Linked DNA regions of Homo sapiens: region 1 is linked to region 2. A link is a loop called in an ENCODE intact Hi-C map of the cell type or tissue named here. Cell type or tissue: mammary epithelial cell. All regions are shown on one strand. Links, peaks and the distances in the headings refer to the core of each region. The heading gives the core; the rest is flanking DNA.

Region 1 (10,039 bases), core at 2,446-6,445, 240 kb after region 2:
TTTCTATACACATAGACATATACATATATGCAGTTGTAATCATTATGGTCACACAAGTTTTTATCCTGTTTTTTTTTTTTTTCGTTAAACATCCCACATTCAGGCAGTCTTCATAATCACCATTTAAATGATAGTACTAGGCATTGGCAAGCTACTTCTTGCCAGTCAAATCTGGTCCACTACCTGTTTTTATAAATAAAGTTTTATTGGAATACAGCTACATCCATTCATTTTTGTATTGCCCATGGCTGCTTTCATGCTACAACAGCAGAGCTAGTAGTTGTGACAGAAACCCTATGACCCACAAGCATAAAGTATTTACTGCCTGGCCCTTTAAATGCCAACCCCTGACATTCATTCTATCAAGTGGAATCTATAATTTATTTAATCATACCCCGTTTTTGAACATTTGGGGGGTTTTCTCTTGTCTTCTTACTAATACCTCAAGGAATATGAGGGTTCATACTTTAAAAAAAAAGGATTTCCTGAGTCTAAATTCCCCAAAGTAGGACTACTGTACCAAAATGTAGGAACATTTTGATAGCTTGAAATTTCTAAATCAAATCTCATAAGACGAAGTAGTTTCTCCTACAGTGGTGCATTTCTCTCTGACAATAGCATGCTCACCATATCGACAGAGAAAACAAGAGTGGATTTTGGCTGACTTGTGGATATGTGGCTATGTGGCTAATTGCTGGATTAGAGTCTTACAAGCATCATTTTGCCTGTGGTCATGGGCATAGTTTTGTATAAGTGTGTTACGTGTTCAAGTGTTTGGTTAGTTGCCATATATTATCTGCAGTGACCATTCTTTATACATTTTGGGGGAATCCTCTCATATAGATTTGTTACACAAAATCCTTCCCTCACCACCATATCTAATTCAACAAACAAAATGAATGCCAAATAGGCAGGCAGAACCAGATTTATCATTTATGGGGCCTAGTACAGGTCCCCTTTTCGAAAGCTATTAAGAATTTCAGGATGCTGACAACAGACCATTAAACCAAGCACAGAGCCATCTAAACACGGGGCCATTTGTGAATGTATTGGTTGTACATCCGTAGAGTCAGCCCTACAGGTAGGTGGAGGATGTGTGTGGAGGCTACAGCTAAGAAAAACCCTGTTATGTGGAATACAGCCAGCCCTGCTGTTGTCCCCTCCTGAAACCACCAGACATGGGCAGTGGGCAAGGAGGGAGGAAAAATCCAGAAGTGTTTGGCTGTTCTATATATGGAAGAAGACAAACCAGAAACTTCTGTGACCTCCTTGGTGACAGTCACTGTGAGTGCACCAGTCTGGAGTTTCCATCATTTACCTGTCCCATCTGTGGTTAAGAGAGTGAGCTCTCAACTATGATTGCCTGAGTTCAAGTCCTAACTCTGTGATGTACCAGCAGTGGGACATTGAAGTATGTTATCTTCAGTTTACTCATCTACAAAATGGGTCTAATAAGGGTACCTGAGTTTGTTTTAACAGTAAGTGCAGTGACACTCCTTTTGTGCTTATGCCTGATTATACCCTGAGTAGATTTTCCTGGTGTTATGCTATTATCTTTTCAAAAGGGTACCAAACTAATAATTGTTACTGAAAAAAAAAAAAAAAAAAGGTTTGTAGCTTGCAGTAAGCCTTTTGGTAGAATAAAGTGCTAATCATTTTTCTAACATGGCAGCCTTTTGTGCATTGCTCAGAGACACCTTTCAACTACTGGTACATCAGTGCTGGCTCAACAGCCTACGTAGACACAGAGTTGGGGTGAAATGGTAGTGCTATTGGTATTACTATTACTCTTCCGATGTTGAAATCTTGTGGTGACAAGCAGAATGCTTGTCTCTGCACCAGAGGTGGTGGTACTAAAACAATCCTTGTGGATTCATCAGCATTTACCTAAGTATGTTCCACTAAAGCAGGGCTTTAGTCCTCAGCCCTGAGGACTGCCTCAAACTTTTGAAAATCAAAAGAATTCTATCAATAAATAAATTTTAGAAATGCTGTATTAAACTCACATAAACAGTATTCTTACCTTTAGTATTCTTATGTGGACTTACATATTTTCCATGAAGTACATTTTTCTGGGAATATATCACAGAACTGATGTTTCAATAAACACATTTTGGGAGATAGCACTCTACTAAATATTTTAGTGCTGGATCAAAGTAGGTGTTGCTTTGTGAAGCTTTTTTTCTTTGGGAGAGGCAACCTTTAACCAGAGGCATCATAAATAAAAGACATGTCTGTATAATGCCCAAATCCATGTAACAAATCTTAAAGACTCGGTAGGAAGATGCTTAGCAACCTCTTTGGTGATGTGGCAAGCAGGCCTCAAAGTTGGCGGATGACATGGAATAGAGATGAATATCCACCAAACTCAGCCATTGCCAGTGGAGGGTGGACTGAGACGCCTTTTTTCACAGTGGTTCTATTTTTGATTCCCATGTGATTTACCCAAAAAAGGCAGGGCCTTGACACCTTGGGGACAGTTATGCTTATTCTCAGCTCAGCAGATTGGGCGAGAATGATTTAAGCAGCAAAGGAAAATTAATTGGTTGCCTTGGCTTCTTCCCCTTCCTGCTAGGCTTAACCCCCTTCCAGATTTCTTCCGCAGGACAGTTCCCTTCTCTCCATGCAGACCTGAGCCAAAATAGAGTGCCAGGAGGGTGAGAGGGTGCGTTGTGAGGCATGCAGAGCACTCTCCACAGGTAAACCTGCAGCTTTGCAGGAAGGTGGATGCACACTCCCTCCTATCCTCAGCCCACTCATTGCTGGATCTAAGAGGACAGGATGTGTGGCGCAGCAGGGACAATGCAGGCTCTGCCATCAGAAACGAAGTGCTGATCCTCCAGGCTTTAACTTTCTCCTTTGTGGCCCACAAAATGCAACTGCCACGTTTGCATTTGATTGTTTATTTTTAAAGTGAGGGTGGGCCCATTAGAGCAATGGATGGGGAGAGAAAGGGCCTCAAAACGTGATCTTTGCTCTTGGATACCAAGATAATATTCATCTTACTATCCATTAGGGTCAGATGACCCTTCTAAGCTTAAAAAGCAATAATTCCAAGTTATGCTTCCTGCCTCCTTCCGTCCTCCACACCCTCTCATACATAACTTTTCTGTCTCAACAGTGATCCTGTTTTTCCCATGAAAGTTTTCTCTGTGTATAGAGGAGGAACAGTCTCACATTTTACTGTTAACTTAGTCTCTAGGGCATGTATATTTCCTGTCTTTATGCTTAAGGCAAAACTGGGGTCCATTCTTTAGTTCAAAATCAGAGCCTTAAAATTATATAACACTGACACATAAGAAACTCCAGTGCAAAAAAATGTGGCAGATATGGAGACTGCGGGAGAAGAGATCCATGTGTCGTGAGTTCCTGATCTTCACTGAGCTCCTACAGCAGTTATTGTTTGTTGCCAGGTGGTCTATTCTCAGGGCCGTTTGTGTTCTGATGTTTCTCCCTTGTCCTCCAATGAGACTGGATAAACTTTTTGAAGATAGAGTTTATACCTATACAATGTTTATCAAGAACTGGCACAAAAGTCTCTGAAACTCCAGTTGAAGGTATGTTTTCACCCTCTGATGATTATAGGGCAGTCTGGATCCAACCTGCCTAGGTCAAATTCTGTCTCTGCTACTAACTAGCTGCATACTAGCTACTTGGGCAAGATTCCTCCAATTCCTTATCCATAAAATAGGGAACTGTTATGAGCAAAGTCCATGTAATATGCTTAGCACAGTTTCTGGCACCTAATGGTACTTCAAAAGGTGAAATAATAATGTTCATTAAGTGCCAACCATTTCCATACATACTAGTTTAAAATCTTTTAAAGTAGGAATTATTACCTCCATTTTACAGCTAGAAAAATAGTAAATCAGAGAAATGTGGTTTTTTAGTTGCAGATCGATCACAAAGTGAGCAGCAGCACAGGTCTGTGTAACCCCAAAGACTGAGACTCCAGCACAGGTCTGTGTAACCCCAAAGACTGCAGTCTCTGAACCTCTCCACACTGTCTTGAACATTCAGGCCATTAAGACCCTGAACTGGGGAACTCCTAGTCTAGCTCTTTAGTCACTTGGCAAAATTGCCACCAGTGACCCGGATGAAGAGGTTGAAAACAGGCCCCTTCTAGACTTTGATTCTCAGCCATGGGTGTTGACTGCTTTGTGCCTCCTGGGTCCCCCTGATGAAACTCTGTGACTCTGGCTCAGGATGACTGTAAGGCAGGACACAGGAGGTCAGCCCTGTAATTCCATAACTGCTCACTCACTGACTGCTTAGTGAGAAACCATGATGACAGCTGGGATCCTTTCCGTGATGAGTAATTACCCTGTCACACAAATCTATTTAGACCACATCCTTCTGGGGTACAACCACCAGTTGATTTAAAATGCAAACCTTTTGTAGCTCATTGCCATGAGGATGAAATATAGAGTTTACTCAGACTTTTCTTTGTTGGAGTATTTATTGTAAATCATTAGTTACTATGAGTTGCTACCCATACATCAAGCAATTCCTACCTAGCCCTGAGTGCTGAAAGAATTCTCTGTGCTTTTCTAGAAAAGGTACCATTTGTCCAAGAATATAATTACTGTATACTTTTTAAAAATCCCAAGCTCATATATTTGTGTAGAGAAACTCAGGCCCAAGGACACCCAATTAACTGGGAACACTCAGTGTGGTTTTCAATACAGGAACCACAAGTCTTCAGGGATGTTAATGAACATGGATAATAAATGCCTCACCTACTACTCAGGCTTCCAGCCAGGGAGGCGAAGGAGTGACAGGCAAAGCCGTGGCTCCCTGCTCCAAGTCTTGCACTAAACACTTTATATAGGTCTTTAATTCTCCCAATAGCCCCAGTGGGTAGGCATTAGCATCTTCATTTTACAGATGAACAAATTGGGGATCCCCATCTTACACCATGAAGCAGTGGAACCAAAACTCATACTGAAAATAATTGACTTTCCCAAGTCTCTCTGCTATATCACCACACACAAAGAGACTTGCAGCCCCAGCTAGCTTATTTCTGGCTTCTGCTGGTCTGATTCTTCTGTGGGTGGCTTTAGAACAAATAGGATGGCTGAGGTCCCCCATCATCAGGGCTGCCGTTGAACATGAAGGAGGAAAGCTGCTATGTATAGCAAGCATTTTTATCTTGCCACCAACAAAGATCAAGCACACAAAATCTGAATCCCCCCAGGGGTGGGAGAAGGAGTGAGTTTCTATTTCTCCCAGACCATTCTGTCCAGAGCACACAGCAATATGGGCAGACAATTAGTATGAACGGATTTGAGCAAAACAGCAAATCTGATTGATGCTGAAAGCACACCCATGTGGGAGCACACAAAGGGATGGAGAAGAGGGGTGGTCATAGGAAGCGGGGCCTGCTTAAAAATTCTAATCCTCATAAGCTTCTGAGGAAGCTGCTCTTTTCACTGGGCAGGTTTTTAATATTTATTGCTGGGGGCTGTTTTAATCCTAATGAAAATAGCATGTCCCTAGGAAAAGAAATGCTGGAGCTACAATGAATGAATGTGGCTCTGGCATTTAAAATGTCTCACAAGGCTCACAGAGGGTAGAGGTGACCCGGAAGTGAATCATTGACAGGCTTCAGGAAGTACTGCTGCCAGAAGGAAGTTGAGCTCAAAACAGGGTATGTGTGGGCGAGTTCAGGCTGAGTTAACCCCTGAATGGGTCTGAATGGAAGACCCATTTCTGAAGAGGGGCACACTCAGAGTTCATCTGCCAGAGTTTGAATCCTAGCCCTGCCATGTCTAAATCTCAATCTCCCATCTCTAAAATGGAGAAAATGATAATTACAGATTTTGTTGTTTCATTGTGAAGACCAATTGAGACAATGAATGTAAATTACTTACCACAGCTTCCGGCACAGAGTAAGTGCTAAATAGTGAGAGATGCATTATTATTAATATAATTTTTATTATTGTATGGCTTATCCTTAATAGTATTGGCTTTTTTCCCAAAAATATAAGGATGCCAGGTATGAACTAAGAGATAGTAACTAGGAGGGCCTATTGGAAAGAGCCAGAGAAAATTAATGCTGAATCTTCTATTGATAAAATTCTGATTCAAATCTGATTCAAACTGAGAAGGAAATAAGAGCTTCTCTTTTGCAGTGAGGGACACAGGCAAATTAACTATTTATCCAAATACAGTTTCATTGGCAAATAAAATGTGTTGCCTGAGTCCAACCATGTCATCAAGTAAGATCTCAACAGAGCTGAATCTGTGTGTAATTCTGAAGACTGGAGTTTGTCTTGCTCACTCCTAGCTGCTGTTGTACGCCTGTTTTTTCATGAGTGGAATCATTTCTAACCACTCAGTAAATTCTCTCTGTTTACCTCTCCCCTTCTATAATAGTGGATCTGTGACTGGGGTTTCCCTTTCTGTTGTTGGGTGAGTCTGACACTTGCTGAGAGTGTGCTGAATGATCCTGACCACCTCCTCTGATCTTCTTGGGCTCACAAATGGGGACCTCAGTTCCTCACTCCAAGGAATAGCTTAAGAATGTAAAAGGTATCATGACCTAAACTAATATGGTACGTCCACTTCCATATGAAAGTCAAAATCAAAGTTGTATCAAACTGTAAAGTAAACTTACTTTTTGAGGTGACATAAAGCTTAAATGGGTACTGGAATTATCTTTATTCTAATTTCTCTCTTTCTCTTTCTCTTTCTTTCTGTGCCCCTGCTTTGCTGGTTCCCTAAACTCACACCTAGTCTGATTATTGCAAATCTAGCACCAAGACCAGATTCCAAAAATTATTAAGAAGAAACAGTAAAATTGTGATGACTAAGTTCTAAATCTCTCTTCTTGTCTTGAGGAAAATGCTCTGTGCTCTCTCTCGTAATTATTCTCAAGAAGCATGCCTAGTTGAAGAGCTCAGCAAATTGTTTGCTTTTTTTGCCTTTTTTTTTTCACCATCTTTTGCCTGCAATAATGGACAGTCTCCCAACTCGTTGTCTCCCTCTCTTTTGTCTTGTTCTCCTTTACTTCATTCTCCATGCTTTTACCACTGAGCGCTTTCTAAAATTCAAATCTAATAATGTTGCTACTTAGTTTAATACCTTCTAATGGCTCCTTATAACTAGAGCTACAATTCTCAAACCAGGGAAACGTACCACTTGGGGTAAGGTGTTACTCGTTATGGAGGGTGTGAAGGCATAGGATAATCATGATGGATCTCCTTTTTTTTTTTTTTTTTTTTTTGAGACGGAGTCTCACTCTTGTCACCCAGGCTGGAGTGGTGCAGTGGCACCATCTCGGCTCACTGCAACCTCCACCTCCCAGGTTCAAGCGATTCTCCTCCCTCAACCTCCTGAGTAGCTGGGATTCCAGGCACCTGCCAGCATGCCTGGCTTAGTTTTGTATTTTTTTAGTAGAGACAGGATTTCACCATGTTGGCCAGGCTGGTCTTGAACTCCTGACCTCAGGTGATCCACGCACCTCAGCCTCCCAAAGTGTGGGATTACAGGCATAAGCCACCGCACCTGGCATTGATGGATCTTCTTTAACGCCAAGAGTGATGAATGTGATGTATTCATATATTAACAAATATAAATATGTTACGGAGTGGAACACATAATCGACTCAAATATTAGAGACTAAATATGGTATTTCAGAGGAATTTCACAGGAGTCACTGGCTTCTGACCATGCCCCAGGACTTATGAAAATATTCAATCACTCTCCTAAAACAGAATAGAAAAGTTGGTGAAGCATTACCCTGAACAGTAAAATCAAACCCTTTGATGCAAAGAAAATTCTCTGAAATCTGAAGCCAGCCTTTTCTTCACAGCACCATATTTCTTTCCCAACTTTACCCTATCTGACACCCCATGCTCCTTACATAGTTCATGCATGCACAGTTACAAGCATCTTTGCTAATTTTACTCTTCTAGCTCTATGTCTCTGAAACACCTGTCTTGAAGCATGCATCTTCTTAAAAAGGTTGAAAGTAGTGGTTCTCTTCCAACCTTCCCTTTACTTTACCCAAAGAATCCAGTCTACCTTTCTCCCCAGATAGCCTCTAAGAAGTTAGCTCAGCAGTGTGTATGCATGTTCATCTCTAAAGAGGAGAGGGGCCTAGGCCAGGCTGCCTTGACTAAGCACATGATGCCTGCCCCATCTGTTGAACATCAGGAAATGGTGAGTGATTGAGGGCTAGATGCTGGGGTGCACTGCCTAGATTTGCATATGGGCTCCCTCACTTATCAACTGGATGATCTTGAACTAACTAGCTAACTGCTCTGTGCCTCAAATTCCTCATGTCTACAGTAAAGATTATAGCAGAATAATATTTCTGTAAAGAAGGTCAAAGAGTTTAAATGTGTTAAATGCTTCAAAGAATGTCTGGTACCTAAATGAACATTAGTTATGATCATTCTTAACCTCTCCTTGCTAGTAGGAGGGAGTTGGCTCAAAATATCTAGTGTTCTTATGAAAAAGACCCTGGTCCTCAGGTATTCTCACATGGCCCCATCACAGCCTAAGTCCTGTGGCTCATAGGATGAGTGTACTCTGGGAATAAAGTTCTGTTTTTCTTTCCTTCCCCAGAGCCAGGACATTCTAAGGCACCCACACATAACCTCCACGCTCTCTTTACCTCTGTGGCATGTGTGTTATAAAAGAGACTGAAGGATGAACATATTTCTAAAATAGAAGTCATGAGGGAAAAGTTTAATGTTGAATTGATTAATATTTTAATTTTTAAATTGAGATATGATTTTTAAGTCTAAAAGATACGCGTGAAAGAAGAAAGAGGAAAAAAGGAGCCAATATTTGTTGCAAGTTTATGTACCAGATTTCAATCCTCAATCCCTATCATATTCCTACTTAAGGGAAATAATTATCCTTCTATGGAGAAAAAAAAAAAAGGCCTGAGATATTAACTACCACAGGGGTTAAATCCCCTCACCATCCGCCAAATTAAATCGCCATGGCATTTCCTCCTACTGAAATTCAATGTCCATGACATTTTAAGGTAAAGGGTGTTGTTTTAGTCATTTTTAATTAGTGATATCTCCATTCTCTGGAAAACAGACTTCTCAAATCCCACCCGCTCACTCTGTATATTGGTACATTGGAAGAGACCTCTCAGTGAAGTATGTCTCTGCAGAGTGTGCAAAGGCTTCAATAGCATAAGCTGGTTCTAGGGCAGACTAAAGGAAGGAGCTCAGGGTGCTGTAGAGAGTTGTTGAGGACCGGTGCATGAAGCCACACTATCTTCAGGGAAGTAGATGGCAGCCCATGTCCGATCCTCACATATGCAGAGGCCCTCAGAGGTCCTTGGGAAGCCACTCTGCTTGCCAACTTGGGCATTCCCTCATAGCATGCCAACTCCTGGCTCTCAATCTGAGAGTGGTAAGTGATGCTTCAACAGAGTCAAGAGCCTGGTCCTCAATTCCTCTTAGGCATGACTTGTTAAACTACTGTGAATGAGCGAACGTGAAAAACCTTGCAGCTGCTAGACCCACAGGTGCCCAACACATTGGGACATAAACCAATTGGCAGTGTTCTAGTCAGGAATTTGTATGACTCAGAAAGGAGGGTGAGAGCTTGGTCAGGACTCTTGCCCACAGAATTTATTGTGTGCATGGGTAATTACCCTGGTTATTCATGCTAAGGCTGTCTTTCCATAGTTTGTTTTTTTTGTTTTGTTTTTGTTTTTTGCCAATGGTCACAGTTTGTTATTGCCTTAAAATTTAGCAATTGGCAGCAGAGGACAGCTGAGATAATGAGACTTTGCAGTGTCTTTCCCTGACGAAGGAGATTGTCATCACTCCATTTAATGTGTTCTTTTCCACTAGAAGCAGGTGCAGCAGCCTGTTGCAATGGAAACAGCAGCTCACCTGGAGCCAGGCAGATCACCATTCTAATCCCAGCTCTGCCACCTGCCAGCTATGTGAACTTCTGCAATCTACTTGGTCTATCTTTACCTCAGTTTCCTAGTACACACGGCTGCTGTGAAGATTAATTACAAACGAGTAAGATAATGATGGAAGGATGCTCAGCAATAGTG
Region 2 (10,039 bases), core at 2,833-6,832:
ATTACTCGCTTATGGTCCCTTTAGCACTGTGGCACACCCCTCTCCTAGGACAGATGGCAATTTATCTTTATTTTCTCTCAAGGCTGTAAGCTTCTTGAGGACAGAGATCATGTAATCATCCTTGCATCCTTTGACCTATTTATTAAACAACTATTTTGTACCAGGTACTATGATGAAGGCTTGATAATTAATTCTCACAACAGCCCAATTAAGTAATACTCTCATAGTCTGTATGCTGAGAGGTCTAGGCATAGAGGGATTAAAATCACCTTCAAAAAGTCACACAACTAGTGGATGGTGAGGTACAGATGGAGACATAAGCGATGACCTCAGAGCCATCATTATGCTACATGCTTCCCTAGTGGACCCTCAACAAATACCTGCTGAATTGAACTGGTAATTTGTATTGTGCTTATTTTATTGCACACAGTAGGTGCTTAATTATTTGACTTCAGAACTCATTCAGATTAAAACTTTCATATAAGTCTATGGGAGTAATTTCTTTTGGGTCCTAATATGGTGAATGTAAGAAAACTTCAGTGTTAACACCAGGTGAGCACTGGATGCGTGTCTTTGCAGGTGTTGATAGATTCTGAAGACACGTGGTTTCATTGGTAAAGGTACCTACCTTGTATTATTTCATATCACATCTTCATTACTGTAATTTAAAACAGAATGAGAAATGCTTTCTTCCAGGAGGAGAGTGGATCTGAGGGAGGAGATGAGGAAAGAGAAAGCATCTTCTTATGAAGTTAAGACTCCTGAAACTGTGCCTCAATTCATCTGCGTGTGGTAGAGAATCTATTGATGCAGTAGCCTTTCAGGGGCAGAGACTCTGTAACTGGTTATGAGAGACCTTCCCAGGTGCAGAAGGGGCTGGTGAAAGTATTATGGTCACATTGATCAATCGATGTCCATTTGTACTCTAGGTAACCTCTTCTTAGAAGCCCTCTTCCTGGAATTTTCCTCCCCTTTGCTCACCCTAAATGCAGTACTTCTCTAGCCTTAGGGCCTCAAAACCCCCCTGAAATGACCAACCTCATAGTCATTTCAGTTCCTAGTCATTTAAAACCCCGCTACAATCTGTGAAAGAAAGGAACCTGAGTGCCAATCTTAGAGTTCAAAAAAGTTCTACTCCCATTAATACATCCAAGTTAAAAAGGAAGCTGCTTAGTTTGGCCCCAAGCCAGTTTGCCTTCACCCCCTACTTCTTACTCTTGACTTTTAACAAGGGAAACACCCTGAGTCAAATCCCACAGCGTGATGCTTGGGAATGAGACTGAAATTGAGAGAAGAGTCTTGAGCTTTCATGAGGTTCCAAGTTCATTTATATATTTCCTCCAACACTCAGCACTTAGCCTTAGGGCCAGCTTCCTTGGGTTCCCTTTGTGTGTATCCTCATGGTCCTGAGTTACAACCCATGGGATTAAGTTCTCATCTAGGCAGGCTCCTTTGAAGATGGAAAAACAAATAGGTGAATTAAGAGAATATTTACATATCTCATAGCATCTTCTGCCCAGGTAGGGTGGCTGCTCTGCTCTCTCTCCTCCACCTCTCTTTCCCTGCCTTCTTGAAAAGGACAGTGCCTCACCTACCCACCAGGCCCCAGAGACATGTGAATAACAGTAGGGGAGAGGGAGACACATCAGTTCATGGGCCAGAAGGGATCAAGTTCTCTCTCACCTCTCCTGAAATGCTTAGCCTAGTCTCTACTGCTAAGCTTCCCGGATGGTTACCACTAGACAGGGTAACCCTTTCCTAACCCATTCATGGGCAAATTGAAATACCTAACACCCTCTTCCAGTTCACAGCTGGTTCGAATCAACTCCGTGACAAAAAAAAAAAAAAGCCAGAAGGCAAGGAAACTCAAGCATTTTCATACCATATCTCTTTTTCTTTGACAATAGAAGCAGCTGGTATTGAGACTTACTATGTGCTACTATGTGTTAAGCATGGGGATAGTTTTCTCACAAATATTATTCCATGTAAAGCTCTGTTTTACATACAGTTCAGGTATCTAAAGTTCAGAGAGATTAAGTAACTTGCCCAAGTCTTATGATGGATCCTGGGTCTCTTTATTCCTAAATTCAAGCTCTTCTCATGTACTCCTTTCCAAGCTATCTGCTACCAATATTGCCCTTAGACCTGGGCAAGAGCAGCCCTTTTCCTAGGCCTCAAGCCTAAGAGGGCCCCTCCCCATGAGGTAGTCTGGGGAACAAAGGGCTGTGCCTATCCAAGGCCCAACTCTCCCTGACCAGGCCCCCTTAAACATTAGACAATGTTGTGAACACTGAGGTCCCTGGAGCTCCCTGACCAGAGCCTCAGTTGTGGTTGCCAGATTTAGCAAGTAAAAATACAGGATGAAATAGAAGGTGCATAGTTAAATTTGAATTTCAGATAAATAGCAAATAAAATTTTATTATAATGTCCCATGCAATGCTTAACACACAGTTAATACTTAAAAATTTTTTTGTGATTTATCTGAAATTCAAATGTAACTGGGAATCCTCTATGTTTTGTGTTTTGTGGCAACCCTAGCCTCAGTCCACTTACAGGACCAAGTGAGCTTCTGCTCAGTGGCTATTTGGATAGGATGTTGTATTAGTCAGCTCAGACTGTTGTAACAATGCCACAGACTGAGTGGCTTAAAGAAGAGAAATTTATTTTCTGGAGGCTAGAAGTCCAAGGTCAAGGATTTAGCCAATTTAGTTTCTGGTGAGAGCTCTCTTCCTGGCTTATAGATGGCTGCTTTCTAGATGTGCCCTCCCGTGGCCTTTTCTCTGAGGTCACTAGGAGGGAGGAAGAAGAGACAGGAATAGGGAGAGAAGGAGATCTCTCTTTTCCTCTTCTTATAAGGCCACTAGTTCTATTAAGTTAGCACCTCATCCTTATAATATCATTTAACCTTAACTATACCCTAAAGTCCCTATCTCCAAATATAGTCATGCTGGGGGTTAATACTTCAACATATGAATTTTGGAAGAATACAAACATTTGATTGACAACAGATGTACACAAAGCTAAGACATGTACACTGGGGTGTCCCAAAGCATGCAAACAAGGCCCCTCACAGTGCTAGAAGCAGCCCAGAGAGGGAGAAAATAGGGATTGACTGGGAACTTCCATTTATACTTTTGTTAGGGGTACACCTGCTCCCCAGGCCCCATTTAAAGCATTGATTGCTGTATTTTCTGACTAACTTAATTTTTAATCATAATTTCCTTGGCCAATTCAGTTCATAAAGCATGAACCCCTTTGCTTTCTTTCCTCGATCTGGGGTGGTATGGTGGGTGCTAGAACAAGCTACTCAGAGTTCCACTCTAAAGGAAATTTAAATGTTGCTGCAGATGGCTAAATTGGTTTTTCAGCCTATGTGTGTGAAGGTCGGAGTTTTTGGCTTTACTGTGCAAAAGGTGCCTGATCATGCATAAGACACTGCACCTCTCTGTGGCCCATTTTTTAAAATTCATAACATGTGAAAAATACTTCAGCCTCTTAGAGTGGATGTGAGGGTGAAATGAAATAACACGTGAAAGTATCAAAGTACTTGGCAGGTGTCAGGCCTCATAAATGTAGTTGAATCTGAATAGGCAGGAACAGACCTGGGCTTTTCCTTCTGTGGAGGCTCAGCTGGACCACCCACATGTCAGTTTCCAGCCCAAGGGTCCTTACGTCTTCTGAGAAGCCAAGATGACTCCAAGTCAGGAGCTCCAAATTAGGAGGTCCTGCACCATGGAGTGTGGTTGTCACCTCCACCCAAGCCTTCTGGGACATTTCAGTAAATGAAAACAGGGATATAGCCTTCCAGAACTACCTGACTCTAACTTGGCAAACTCAAAATGGATGACTCAACACTAGGGAAATGAGGAGACTACTTCTATCTAGAGGGAAATGAGGAGACTACTTCTATCTAGAGGGCAAGGAGGACTCTGCCTATGAAGATAGGGCTAAGAAACCCACCACAACAGAGGCCTGAATTATCCCCCTGCACTTTATTAAGACTGCTCAGATCAAGTCTTACTAAGAATCATTAAAAACAAAAAAAAATCGGAGTGCTTCCCAGTGCCAGGTGAGTGCTCTTTCTTGAGCATGAATAGCAAAACATAAAAAGAGAAATGCACATCATTCCCAAGTTCCAGATGGCACGCCAGTGTGCTCAGGGCTTCTCTAACCTTCTCTAGTCTGTGTCTTCAGTATCCTTCCAAGTTTCTTCCTTTCTTCTTTCCCTAGCAATCCCTAGGAACAGCTTTGAGAGAGGTGGTTTACTTTGATGCAGAGAGCATGAATGCTAGTGTCAGAAAGACCTGGGCCCCAACACTGCTCTGCCATCTTCTGGCTAAGTAATCATGGGTAATAGACTTAACTTTTTCCAGCCTGTTTCTTTTTTGACAGTGAATTTTATGACCTACCTTTACCTAGCACAGTGTCTGCCCCTAGAAGGTGCTCACTAAATGGTGGCCATTATTATCAAGGATGATGCTTATTATATATGATACATATAGAAGTATGCTTTATGCTCAAGCAGAACAAATGAATGAATGAAATACGATCTGAAAGTTTCCCTTTGCAAATTTCACAGTTTCACAAAGAAGCAGAAGATAGCCAAGGAGTAACCTGGAGGTTCCATCTTGCCCTGAGCCCCCAGATTAGATGCTCTTTTGAGTCTCTGGTGTTTGCGATTCAGGCTCCAGCTTAGCCTGACAGTGTGAGACACACCTGGCTTCTGCTTGCTTATTGTGTTTGTCTGTCCCCACCCCCTCCATCCTTCATTGATCTGGGTCACGTTTTGCTGTAACCATCCCTGATTTCCTGCAGGACCAAACAAGTAGGCAGCAATAGTTAGGAAATGACAGGCACATACCTTTCAGATAGCATAATCACCCTCATGTCTGGTACAAGTGCCCTGACAAGCTTGCTGCTGTAGTCCACTATGCAAACAGTTCCACCCGCCGCAGGTGAAAAGAATTCTACTTTTCAGGGCTGGGGAAGGCTGATTTTATGCAACAGAAGGTGTTTAATTATTCAGGATACTAGTGTCTTTTTTAGTTCAATTATTCAGGGGTTTCTGAGTACATGACTGTAAATTCAGCATTTGCTGGTCGTAAAGCTTGGACTTGATTGGTTTAGATCCAACCTGCTCAGTATGTCTCTCAAACATGACAGTAACATGGACAAGATAAATAGACATCCCTTCGACAGAGAATCAAGTACAGAGGAAAATTTATCTTTGAAAAATTTTGATTCACAGCTTCTAGCCAATACAAATGGAATGCTTACTTTCATGATGGCCTCCTCCCTTTCAAACCAACACTCACACAACAATTCTTGGAAATCAATAAACAGCTGTTTCTGTATAATGAAAGACATTTATTTTAGATTTACCTTTCCCCCACTCAGATAGTATTGTATGTATCTGTCTTGAATATTTAAAATTAAGGGCTGCTTGCTTACCTGTCAGGGTGCCATGCTTTCCTATCTCAGATGAGAAAACAAACTAAGGACAAAGTACCAGGGATTCCATGTTCTCTTTTGGAGAAATGATTTCTTTAGCACAGAGACACGTGTTACCCTAAGAAAGCAGATCTTGACTGCTGCTGATAGATACTTTATTAAAAATTCACCGCCTATCTCATTTGCTGTGCTGGGTTCTAATGAAACCTTCTATAAAGCGATATCTAGTTATTTCTCTTGGATTATTTATTCATTCAACAAACATCAATTGAGCTTCTACTATGGTATGTTAGGTTGCATAATGGGAGTACAACAGTATATGGATCCCAGTTCCTGTCCTTGGAAAGCTTACAGTGAGGCTCAAGACAAACATTAATTTTAAAAAAAGAAAGAAATAGCCTGGAGCCAAGAAGGCCGAATGGGAACAGCTCCGGTCTACAGCTCCCAGCGTGAGCGACACAGAAGATGGGTGATTTCTGCATTTCAAACTGAGGTACTGGTTTCATCTCACTGGGGAGTGCCAGACAGTAGGTGCAGGACAGTGGGTGCAGTACACCGTGTGCGAGCCGAAGCAGGGCAAGGCATTGCCTCACCCGGGAAGCACAAGGGGTCAGGGAATTCCCTTTCCTAGTAAAAGAAAGGGGTGACAGAGGGCACCTAGAAAATTGGGTCACTCCCACCCCAATACTGCACTTTTCCAATGGGATTAAAAACCGGCACACCAGGAGATTATATCCCGCATATGGCTCAGAGGGTCCTACGCCCACAGAGTCTCGCTCATTGCTAGCACAGCAATCCGAGATCAAACTGCAAGGTGGCAGCGAGGCTGGGGGAGGGGCACCTGCCATTGCCGAGTTAGCTGTTTGATTAGGGAAACAAAGCGGCGGGAAGTTCGAACTGGGTGGAGCCCACCACAGCTCAAGGAGGCCTGCCTGCCTCTGTAGGCTCCACCTCTGGGGGCAGGGCACAGACAAACAAAAAGACAGCAGTAACCTCTGCAGACTTAAATGTCCCTGTCTGACAGCTTTGAAGAGAGCATGGTTCTCCCAGTACGCAGCTGGAGATCTGAGAACAGGCAGACTGCCTCCTCAAGTGGGTCCCTGACCCCCGAGTAGCCTAACTGGGAGGCACCCCCCAGTAGGGGCGGACTGACACCTCACACAGCCAGGTACTCCTCTGAGACAAAACTTCCAGAGGAACGATCAGGCAGCAGCATTTGCGTTTCACCAAAATCTGCTGTTCTGCAGCCACTGCTGCTGATACCCAGGTGAACAGGGTCTGGAGTGGATCTCTGGCAAACTCCAACAGACCTGCAGCTGAGGGTCCTGTCTGTTAGAAGGAAAACGAACAAACAGAAAGGACATCCACACCAAAAACCCATCTGTACGTCACCATCATCAAAGACCAAAGGTACACAAAACCACAAAGATGGGAAAAAAACAGAGCAGAAAAACTGGACACTCTAAAAATCAGAGCGCCTCTCCTCCTCCAAAGGAACACAGCTCCCCACCAGCAACAGAGCAAAGCTGGATGGAGAATGACTTTGACGAGTTGAGAGAAGAAGGCTCAGATGATCAAACTACTCTGAGCTACAGGAGGAAATTCAAACCAATGGCAAAGAAGTTAAAAGCTTTGAAAACAAATTAGATTAATGGATAACTAGAATAACCAATGCAGAGAAGTCCTTAGAGGACCTGATGGAGCTGAAAACCAAGGCACGAGAGCTACGTGATGAATGCAGAAGCCTCAGTAGCTGATGCGATCAACTGGAAGAAAGGGTATCAGCGATGGAAGACGAAATGAATGAAATGAAGTGTGAAGAGAAGGTTAGAGAAAAAAGAATAAAAAGAAACAAACAAAGCCTCCAAGAAATATGGGACTATGTGAAAAGACCAAATCTACGTCTGACTGGTGTATCTGAAAGTGACGGGGAGAATGGAACCAAGTTGGAAAACACTCTGCAGGATATTATCCAGGAGAACTTCCCCAATCTAGCAAGGCAGGCCAACATTCAAATTCAGGAAATACAGAGAACGCCACAAAGATACTCCTCGAGAAGAGCAACTCCAAGACACATAATTGTCAGATTCACCAAAGTTGAAATGAAGGAAAAAATGTTAAGGGCAGCCAGAGAGAAAGGTCGGGTTACCCGCAAAGGGAAGCCCATCAGACTAACAGCTGATCTCTTGGCAGAAACTCTCCAAGCCAGAAGAGAGTGGGGACCAATATTCAACATTTTTAAAGAAAATAATTTTCAACCCAGAATTTCATATCCAGCCAAACTAAGCTTCGTAAGTGAAGGAGAAATAAAATACTTTACAGACAAGCAAAAGCTGAGAGATTTTGTCACCACCAGGCCTGCCCTAAAAGAGCTCCTGAAGGAAGCATTAAACATGGAAAGGGACAACCAGTACCAGCCACTGCAAAAACATGCCAAATTGTAAAGACCATCAAGGCTAAGAAGAAACTGCATCAACTAACTAGCAAAATAACCAGCTAACATCATAATGACAGGATCAAATTCACACATAACACTATTAACTTTAAATGTAAATGGACTAAATGCTTCAATTAAAAGACACAGACTGGCAAATTGGATAAAGATTCAAGACCCGTCAGTGTACTGTATTCAGGAAACCCATCTCATGTGCAGAGACACACATAGGCTCAAAATGCAGGGATGGAGGAAGATCCACCAAGCAAACGGAAAACAAAAAAAGGCAGGGGTTGCAATCCTAGTCTCTGATAAAACAGACTTTAAACCAAGAAAGATCAAAAGAGACAAAGAAGGCCATTACATAATGGTAAAGGGATCAATTAAACAAGAAGAGCTAACTATCCTAAATATATATGCACCCAATACAGGAGAACCCAGATTCATAAAGCAAGTCCTGAGTGACCTACAAAGAGACTTAGACTCCCACACAATAATAATGGGAGACTTTAACACCCCACTGTCAACATTAGACAGATCAACGAGACAGAAAGTTAACAAGGATACCCAGGAATTGAACTCAGCTCTGCACCAAGCAGACCTAATAGACATCTACAGAATTCTCCACTCCAAATCAACAGAATATACATTCTTTTCAGCACCACACCACACCTACTACAAAATTGACCACATAGTTGGAAGTAAAGCACTCCTCAGCAAATGTAAAAGAACAGAAATTATAACAAACTGTCTCTCAGACCACAGTGCAATCAAACTAGAACTCAGGATTAAGAAACTCACTCAAAACCACTCAACTACATGGAAACTGAACAACCTGCTCCTGAATGACTACTGGGTAAATAATGAAGTGAAGGCAGAAATAAAGATGTTCTTTGAAACCAACGAGAACAAAGACACCACATACCAGAATCTCTGGGACACATTCAAAGCAGTGTGTAGAGGGAAATTTATAGCACTAAATGCCCACAAGAGAAAGCAGGAAAGATCTAAAATTGACACCCTAACATCACACTTAAAAGAACGAGAAAAGCACATTCAAAAGCTAGCAGAAGGCAAGAAATAACTAAGATCAGAACAGAACTGAAGGAAATAGAGACACAAAAAACCCTTCAAAAAATTAACGAATCCAGGAGCTGGTTTTTTGAAAGGATCAACAAAATTGATAGACCGCTAGCAAGACTAATAAAGAAGAAAAGAGAGAAGAATCAAATAGACGCAATAAAAAATGATAAAGGGGATATCACTACCGATCCCACAGAAATACAAACTACCATCAGAGAATACTATAAACACCTCTACGCAAATAAACTACAAAATCTAGAAGAAATGGATAAATTCCTCGACACGTACATCCTCCCAAGACTAAACCAGGAAGAAGTTGAATTTCTGAATAGACCAATAACAGGATCTGAAATTGAGGCAATAATCAATAGCTTACCAACCAAAAAAACTCCAGGACCAGATGGATTCACAGCCGAATTCTACCAGAGGTACAAAGAGGAGCTGGTATCATTCCTTCTGAAACTATTCCAATCAATAGAAAAAGAAGGAATCCTCCCTAACTCATTTTATGAGGCCAGCATCATCCTGATACCAAAGCCTGGCAGAGACACAACCAAAAAAGAGAATTTTAGACCAATATCCTTGATGAACATTGATGCAAAAATCCTCAATAAAATACTGGAAAACCAAATCCAGCAGCACATCAAAAAGCTTATCCACCATGATCAAGTGGGCTTCATCCCTGGGATGCAAGGCTGGTTCAACATATGCAAATCAATAAATGTAATCCAGCATATAAACAGAACCAAAGACAAAAACCACATGATTATCTCAATAGATGCAGAAAAGGCCCTGGACAAAATTCAACAACCGTTCATGCTAAAAACTCTCAATAAATTAGATATTGATGGGACATATCTCAAAATAATAAGAGCTATCTATGACAAACCCACAGCCAATATCATACTGAATGGGCAAAAACTGGAAGCATTACCTATGAAAACGGGCACAAGACAGGGATGCCCTCTCTCACCACTCCTGTTCAACATAGTTTTGGAAGTTCTGGCCAGGGCAATCAGGCAGGAGTAAGAAATAAAGGGTATTCAATTAGGAAAAGAGGAAGTCAAATTG

What was found. A loop is a pair of places that touch in the nucleus more often than their neighbours do. Peaks named below come from ENCODE experiments on the same cell type or tissue, not always from the same donor. Only the 100,000 strongest peaks of a DNase experiment are listed, where the experiment ranks them.
Region 1: a loop joins it to region 2, with 3 times the contacts of the local background. A loop is called at or near these places in 1 of 110 quality-filtered maps.

The regions. Positions count from the first base shown.
Region 1 is chr9:19,993,935-20,003,973 of GRCh38, reverse strand. It overlaps a transcript of SLC24A2 not described here. Among named protein-coding and RNA genes, the nearest start is that of SLC24A2, 210 kb to the right of the region's middle. RefSeq lists an enhancer at 3,475-4,674. In mammary epithelial cell, for the core only: no CTCF peak of the experiment used is centred there; DNase peaks (open chromatin) are centred at 4,303 and 4,693; H3K27ac peaks cover 2,567 bases.
Region 2 is chr9:20,231,687-20,241,725 of GRCh38, reverse strand. It overlaps a transcript of SLC24A2 not described here. Among named protein-coding and RNA genes, the nearest start is that of MIR4473, 170 kb to the left of the region's middle. In mammary epithelial cell, for the core only: no CTCF peak of the experiment used is centred there; a DNase peak (open chromatin) is centred at 4,835; H3K27ac peaks cover 1,800 bases.